Regions from separate parts of the Homo sapiens genome. Here region 2 is linked to region 1. A link is an interaction called in ENCODE POLR2A ChIA-PET data of the cell type or tissue named here. Cell type or tissue: OCI-LY7. All regions are shown on one strand. Region 1 overlaps MRTFA (myocardin related transcription factor A). Region 2 overlaps MRTFA (myocardin related transcription factor A).

Region 1 (4,000 bases):
TTCATTCAATAGACAGAAAAATAAAAATGGAAAAATGCATAGATTAAGAAATGTTAATGTGTCCATTTCAGCCCTTGAAAGGACAGTATAGTATCTCCAGGTAATTCTGCTGCTCTTAACCAGATTTTCTTCTTTCATAGATATATGCACAAGTCCAAAGGAGAAGGAAGACTTCAGTTTAATTGCATATCACCTAGGAAAGAGCTGAACAATTTATTCTGACCCCCAATTACTGCATGACTGAAAGACATAGAGATGGTATCTCCCATGAGAGAAGAATTTCAAGAGAAAATTTAAAAACAGAAAATCAAATTTATAATTGTTTTAAAAGAATGTGTGGGCCAGGCATGGTGGCTCATGCCTGTAAATCCCAACACTTTGGGAGGCCGGGGTAGGAGAATTACTTGAGGCCAGGAGTTCAAGACCAACCCGGACAACACAGTGAGACCTCAGTCTCTACAAAAAAAAAAAAAAAAAAATTATTTTTTTTAATTAGCCAGGCGTGGTGGCACACACCTGCAGTCCTAGCTACTCCGGAGGCTGAGGCAGAAGGATCACTCGAACCCAGGAGGTCAAGGCTACAGTGAACTGTAAATGTTCCACACTGCACTCCAGCCTGGGTAATAAATCAAGACCCTGTCTCTTAACTTAAAAAAAAAAAAAAATCTGTGGACATTTTTTTTTTCTTTTTTTTTTTTTGGAGACAGGGTCTCACTCTGTCACCCAGGCTGGAATGCAGTGATGCAATCACACCTCACTACAGCCTCTACCTCCCAGGCTCAAGCAATCCTCCCACCTCAGCCTCTCTAGCAAATGGGACTACAGGCACATGTCACCATGCCTGGCTAATTTTTTTTGGTGTTTTTTGTAGAGACAGGATTTCACCATGTTGCCCAGGCTGGTTTCAAACTCCTGGATTCAAGCAATTCATCCACCTCAGCCGCCCAAAGTGCTGGAATTACAGGCATGAACTACCACACCCAGCCTGGTAATTTCTTTACAAGCATAATGACAAGAGTCAATTCCCTCAACCAGGTGAAACAGCCAAATGGGGAATTTTCTTGGTATTTTTGAAGAAAATTAATTTGCATTGGCTCAGGGACTTTTGCAGAAGTTTCCCAAAACAGCAGTACTGTACTTTTTTACTCCATTTGCAGATACAGAGATCAAGCAAAACTGCACCTATAAACAACCCCAATCCACACTTGCTTTGAGCTCTGAAAATATTAACCTACACTGACCTCTCCTGCACCAACTTCAGCAAATCCTAGGTCAAGAGCCTCAACTTCCCAAAACAGCACAGGTGTCTCTAATTTCAAACCCGCCAGTCTCCACCCTGCCTTTGGCTAATCAGTAGCAAGCCCCCAAAAAAAGAAAAAAATTAACTCATATAATTATTCTTTCCTTCTCCAGAAAACAAATGAAGTAACATAAAACACTACAAAATTCTATTTCCTCTAAATGGCTATTATAAATAGTTCAAGACACTGAGTCACAATATTATTCACCTAGACTTGAAAAGCTGTAATATCAATGAACTTGATATATTTCAGTAAAAGAACATACATGAAAATTTACAGTACAATGCCTAACTCCAGCAGGAATTCAATAAAAGTTGGTACCTTTCTTTACTTTCCATTAATTTTATCACACAGTATTTCCATGGAATAGTTTATTACCCCAATATAAAAGTAGAACAATAGAAAAAAGATAATTTACTGACCACACAGATCACACCCAGAAAATTCAGACCACTAGATGATGACAAAGGATTCATTTACAGAAGTTTAACTTTAATCTACCGTCTCCTCCTCCTTCCTAGACAGCAGCGTCAATTCCAAGGCCATGTTCCTTCTGCTATAGGAAGTGGCTACACTGTTTTTCCCTGTAGCAATGTACTAATCTCTTCTTTGTGACTGAGAGAAAGCCAGTCTCAAGAACCTGTGCTAAGTGTAGATGCAGCAAGAGTCCAGACTGACATCAACCCATAGAACCCCACACACAAGTTTACAGGATTCCTGGTTGGGGAGTTCCGTTTTGACTGTCAAGTTTACTCTGCAACTGAGCCAGGTCTCCTGTACCAATAAGCAACGGGAATCTCAACATACTTATGGTGGTAGAAAACTAGAACTACATGAACTAGCAGTAGCCTTTACCTTGACAGGAAATATTCTGACAGAAATAGTTTTGCAGAGCTGCGTGAACTGCCATCTATAGCTCTTTTTGCAGGCACCTGACATAAGACAGATACATAAGCCAAAGCTCTATCTGGTGTACTTTTGTTCAGGCCCAGGAGCTTAAGATAGGAACAAAGCATGTTGTGTCAAATCAAACTCTAGTGGTTACAGATGGACAGATCCTGTCATCAGTAACAAAATTTACAGTTGCCAGTAATGGCCTGGCTACTGTCTAGTCAGGTCCTTTGTTGCATTTAGTCTACCATTCACACAGGCTACTGATTTTTAGAGTGATCAGAATAAGCTAGCCTACCATTACCCACCACCCTAAATTGGTTTACATAATGGCTCCAACACAAAAACTTCTGCCCTCAAGGACTGGATTAAAGAGGTAGGGGTATGTGTGGGTGGGTACATGTGTAAATTCATGGTTCTGTTCTAGGACCACCAAAATTTTACATTGGTTATGTTGTTTCTTAGCATTCTCTACATTCTAATGAGATACTAGATGTAGTCCACAACATTAAACCACAGGACAGACCATCAGGAGGCACGATGAGTGAGACTGAAAAAGATAATGTTTCCCCAAACAATAGTCAAATCTGATCTATTCTAGGTCAGTACAATTGAAGATACTAACGACCACATTAGGAAAGGAGGGAGGGAAGAGTAAATAAATCTGGGACCTACCTTGCTTACAATTCCCACAGACAGATGAAATTCAATTCCATGCCAACCATACCCTCCGATCACTACAACACAAACAGAAAAATAAAAGTTCATGCAATATAAACAGTTCTTCCCATTCCTAAAAGGCGTTTGGTTTCAAAGGTAAGAAGCTGTTTCTTATCTCCTTTCAATCCTCTCCATGCACACAACAGTGTTAAGAGTTCTGTCACTGGTTAAAAAAAAAAAAAAAAAAAAGGCCCATGTAAGTGGAGTTAAATAATAGGTAACACTGATTGGGCACTTCCTATATGCTAGATACTGTTGCAAGTACTTAAATATTAAAACTAATTCTCACAACAACTCTATGAGACAAGTGTTTTTATTAACTCATTTTATATCCTTATATCCAAATGACAATTGTCCTATACCTCTGAAAACTGCTCTTATTGGTGTTGATAAATGCCTTTTTTTTTTTTTTTTTTTTTGGACAAGGAGTCTCGCTCTGTCGCCGGGCTGGAATGCAATGGCGCAATCTCAGCTCACTGCAACCTCCGACTCCCAGGTTGAAGCAATTCCCCTGCCTCAGACTCCCAAGTAGGCTGGGACTACAGGTGTGCACCATTACGTCGGGCTATTTTTTTTTGTATTTTAGTGGAGACGGGGTTTCACCATGTTGGCCAGGATGGTCTCGATCTCCTGACCTCGTGATCCACCTGCCTCAGCCTCCCAAAGTGCTGGGATTACAGGTGTGAGCCACCGCGCCCGGCCGAGAAATGCCTTTTAAATAAACATAGGCAATCTCTACCACCGTAGGTGGGTTATCATAATGGTTTGTATGTATAAGTGTTCTACATTCATCATTTACTTCTTGAGTCCTCACAATGTGATGAGCACTAATACCAGGTGCTGAAGAGGATTCATTCTCTTCCCTTAAGGAGTTGAGAAACTAACTGGACAGATAAGACAAAACAAAAACAGTTCAAGAAATGGAAGTCCTTATTATGAGGCATAATACAGCCTCTTTGTGCAATCATTCACAGTAAAAAATCAGCAAGCTCTGGGGAAAAGAGAGGAAGGCTTTACGTAAGAGATGCTCTAAAGCTGGACCTTTAAAAATAAGTTAGATCAGCAAAGAGTGGAGAAAGTCTTTCCAG
Region 2 (4,000 bases), 130 kb before region 1:
AAAATTATTAAATGTGACAAATTAATTTTATTTCAGAGAATAAGGGAACAATGCAATTCAGTAAGTCTGAACACTTCAAAGAAACAATAACATAAGCAATGGCTATTAATCCAAGAATAATTTTGAAATATTAACCACTAGCCTTCTTAAGTAAACCATATATGAATAGGGCCATAGGGATATTACATAAACTTCTTGATTGAAAAACTTCTTGCTTCATGAACGCAAAAATTTAAATTTATGAAAGCTAACACATTTAATAAATTTGATTCAAGTTTTCTGTGGAGATTACAGTAAAGGCATATTCAGCTTATATATACATACACATATACACAACCGTGTATATATTATGCATGTATATATATATATATATTTATACACACACATATACAGCTCCAGTACAAAGACGAAAGCTTATCTAATAAACCTTTTCCATCTCTAAAACTGAATGAAATTAAAGTTCAGTTATCTGAAAATTCCATCTTGTCCCTCCCAGGAGTTAACTTTGAACTCTGTGCTTATCTGACATCTGACAAAGTTCCCCACTCAAATAACAGAATTATCCTGTATCAGTATCATCTTGGGTACTGCAATAACCTGATTTAGGTATGTGTTGTTTTATGCACTGCATAACCTTCAATGGTTACAAAGAGGGGGAAAAAAGACTGAAGCAGTAAACTCAGAATTATGGCAGTCAACCTATAATTCATTTTGTTTTATAATTTATCTGCTTTATGTTTATCTGTGTAGACTAAAAATGATCCATCGTCTAAGACTTCCAACTACAAAGAAACAGCTGTTTATATGGAGTTTTTGTTTCCTTGGTCTATTAATTCCTCTTAATTCTAAGCATTCTAAACAAAATGACTTTACATTTCCAGACCTTAGGATTATTCATTTTAGAAGCAATTATTTAATAACCTACTTTCAGTAAATACCACAGAGCCATATGTTCTGTGTTCACTGCCAAAGTTACCAAAATCAGGAATAAATTTCAGAGGCCATAAATTTAATACACATCCACTCTCACCGAGAAATATCTGAAACAAATGATGATTTTTCACAGACAGTATAAGCCTATGGAGATTTAGGAGAGTAGGAATTTTGACATCTTTCTATGTCATTGTATATCACTACTTAGATTTGCTCATCATTCCCCAAGCCAATAAAGACTCAACAAAAATATTTATTTGTATACAAGCATAAGTCTTTAATCCTTTACTGTTACTGATTTCCACAAATTTAATATATCATGTTTCTAAATGGGCCTGTGTGAACAACCTATACATAGATGAACAGATGTCTTTAGAGCTGATGGGTGGTGAATCAACTGAGTTGCCTGCCAGAAAAGAATGGAATAAAAAGAAAAGAAACCCAACCATAAAGTGAAAAACCCTAGGTTCTCCACTCTCCATGGAAATAATCAAGTTTTTTACCTGCCTCAAACAAAGGCATCAATTGCTATTTGAATAACTAGCTACTTTGGGGGTGAGGGAAAAGCCAAGGAGTGACCTTAATATATCTCTGCCCTGTAAGACCATGGAAGGATGTTGATAGGATTCGAGGGGTAATACCCAAGAAATGAACACATCAAACAGCTGGGTCAATCAAGACTGGAACAAGAAAGGAGTAAGAAGTGGAGTTCTCAAGCCTAGCTCTTCCACCGGTCATTTGTCCTGGATTTCACTGGAAAGGAAACATGCAGTTGATAGCTGTTCCTACCTTATACATGTATTGATTCCACCAAGACTTCTACAATCAGAAGATAAAGTATAAATTATGAGGAAGTAGAAAAGAATAGGAAGGTGGGGTTAGTATGGGAAGAACAGGACAGTAAAAAAACAAGACCCCTCCCTCCACATAATCTTTTGCCCAGCTAAGTCCTCTCAAGGAAGATTCTCAGACTGTAGGGACATTTCATTAACTGAGCTGTAACTCAGGAATACTGACAAGTCTTTTTCTCATGAAACTTCTAATCAAATGACAATAAACTTGGCCACCACTTTTCAGAATATTTATGTTAGAAAAGGCTCCAAAACAAACTTGTTGATGAGTAAAGGAAATGCCCCTGGACTAGAAATTATATGCCAGCCAAAACAGTGCTGCATTTGAAAATTAATGAGGTGTATATGCTTGAGGAGACCAAAATGCAGACAAGCCTTCTCAAAAATCTTTTCTCTTCCCCCACTCAGATATTTGGCTTCCAACTCTGGAGGCTGTCATACTTCAGGGGGGAAACTGCTATCCAGAAACAATCAACTGAAAGACTGGTCTGGTTGGAGCCAAGTTTGAATGCATCAGTTTTCATGAGAATTAACAATGACCTTCACACTAAAAACATTAAAATAGCCCCAGTATACTAGAAAGTAAATTAATAGATGTCATTTCTGGCATTTGTAAGGTACAACTAATACTAGAGCATTTCTACATTTTAATAAATTGCATGGTGCTTATTTAACTAACTTTGAATAAGGAGTATTTGAGTTTATCTCCTCTAAAAATCGCAATCTACCTCACTCTCAACAATAGACAGAACAACTAGGTAGAAATTAGTAAGGATATTGAAACAGTTCAAATGTGTGCCCCCTCCAAACCTCATGCTGAGATATGATCCCCAATGTTGGAGGCGGGGCCTAGTGGGAAGTGTCTGGGTCATGGCGGCAGATGTCCTGGGAGTGGCTTGGTGCCCTCCCCGCAAGTAATGAGTTCTCACTCTTTTAGCTCATGTGCATGCTGGTTTAAAAGAGCATGGGATCTCTCTTGCTCCCTCTCTCGCCATGTGACACTCCTGCTCCCCATGTGCCTTCTGTCATAAGTAAAAGCTTCCTGAGGCCTCTCTAGAAGCTGAGCAGACGCTGGTGCAATGCTTGTACAGCCTGAAAAACCATGAGCCAAATAAACCTCTTTTCTTTATAAATTAACCAGCCTCATGTACCCCTTTTAGCAACCCAAAACAGACTAATGCAGACATATAGGATTTGAACTACACCATCAACCAAATAGAATTAACAAACATATAGAACACTCCACCTAACAATGGCAGAATATACACTCTTTTCAAGCACACATGGAACACTCCCCAGGTCACAACACATACCAAGCAATAAAACAAATTTCAGTACATTTAAAAGGATTAAAATCATTCTGTGATGACAATGGAATTAAATTAGAAATCAAAAACAGGCCAGGCATGGTGGCTCACACCTACAACCCCAGCACTTTGGGAGGCTGAAGCAGAAAAATCGCTTGAGGCCAGGAGTCAGAGACCAACCTGGGCAAAATAGCAAGACCCCCATCTCTATAAATATTATGTATATAAAGAATATATGGCTGGGCACAGTGGCTCACGCCTGTAATCCCAACACTTTGGGAGGCCAAGACAGGTGGATCACCTCAGGTCAGCAGTTCAAGACCAGCCTGGCCAACATGGTGAAACCCCGTCTCCACTAAAAATACACAAATTAGGCAAGCATGGCGGCGGGTGCCTATAATCCCAGCTACTCAGGAGGCTGAGGTAGTAGAATTGCTTGAACCCTGGAGGTGGATGTTGCAGTGAGCCGAGATTGTACCACTGCATTCTAGCCTGGGTGACACAGCAAGACCCCATCTCCAAAATTTTATATATATATATATATATATATATATATATATATATATATATATATATAAAGAAACATAATAAAGAGCAAAAGAAAATTTGGGAAATTCATAAATATGCAGAAATTAAAGAGCACACCCTTAAACAGCCAATGGGTCAAAAGAGAATGAGAGAAATTAGAAAGTACTTTGAACTAAACAATTTATCAAAATTTCTGGAATACAGCTGAAACAGTGCTTAGAGGGAAACTCATAGGTTTATATTAGAAAATTCACAGCCTACACTGGAAAAGAAGATCTGAAATACATGCGGTAAGCCTTTACCTTAAGAAACTAGATGAATATGAAATTCAGCTAATTTTAAAAAAGGAAACTAGGAAAAGAGCAAATTAAACCATGGTAA

Evidence for each region. ChIA-PET counts read pairs that join two places held together with the same protein. Peaks named below come from ENCODE experiments on the same cell type or tissue, not always from the same donor. Only the 100,000 strongest peaks of a DNase experiment are listed, where the experiment ranks them.
Region 2: POLR2A ChIA-PET joins it to region 1 with 6 read pairs; 3 of 35 experiments call an interaction of 5 or more read pairs at or near these places.

Annotation. Positions count from the first base shown.
Region 1 is chr22:40,591,807-40,595,806 of GRCh38, forward strand. MRTFA (myocardin related transcription factor A) reads right to left here. Exons shown (of 15, transcript NM_020831.6): 2 at 2,868-2,929. Among named protein-coding and RNA genes, the nearest start is that of MRTFA, 43 kb to the right of the region's middle. RefSeq lists a silencer at 1,639-1,933 and enhancers at 1,779-1,978, 2,559-2,768. In OCI-LY7, a CTCF peak has its summit at 1,274; a DNase peak (open chromatin) is centred at 2,205; H3K4me3 peaks cover 2,432 bases; H3K27ac peaks cover 2,591 bases.
Region 2 is chr22:40,466,614-40,470,613 of GRCh38, forward strand. The region is part of intron 3 of MRTFA (myocardin related transcription factor A); the gene reads right to left. Among named protein-coding and RNA genes, the nearest start is that of MRTFA-AS1, 53 kb to the right of the region's middle. In OCI-LY7, no CTCF peak of the experiment used is centred here; no DNase peak of the experiment used is centred here.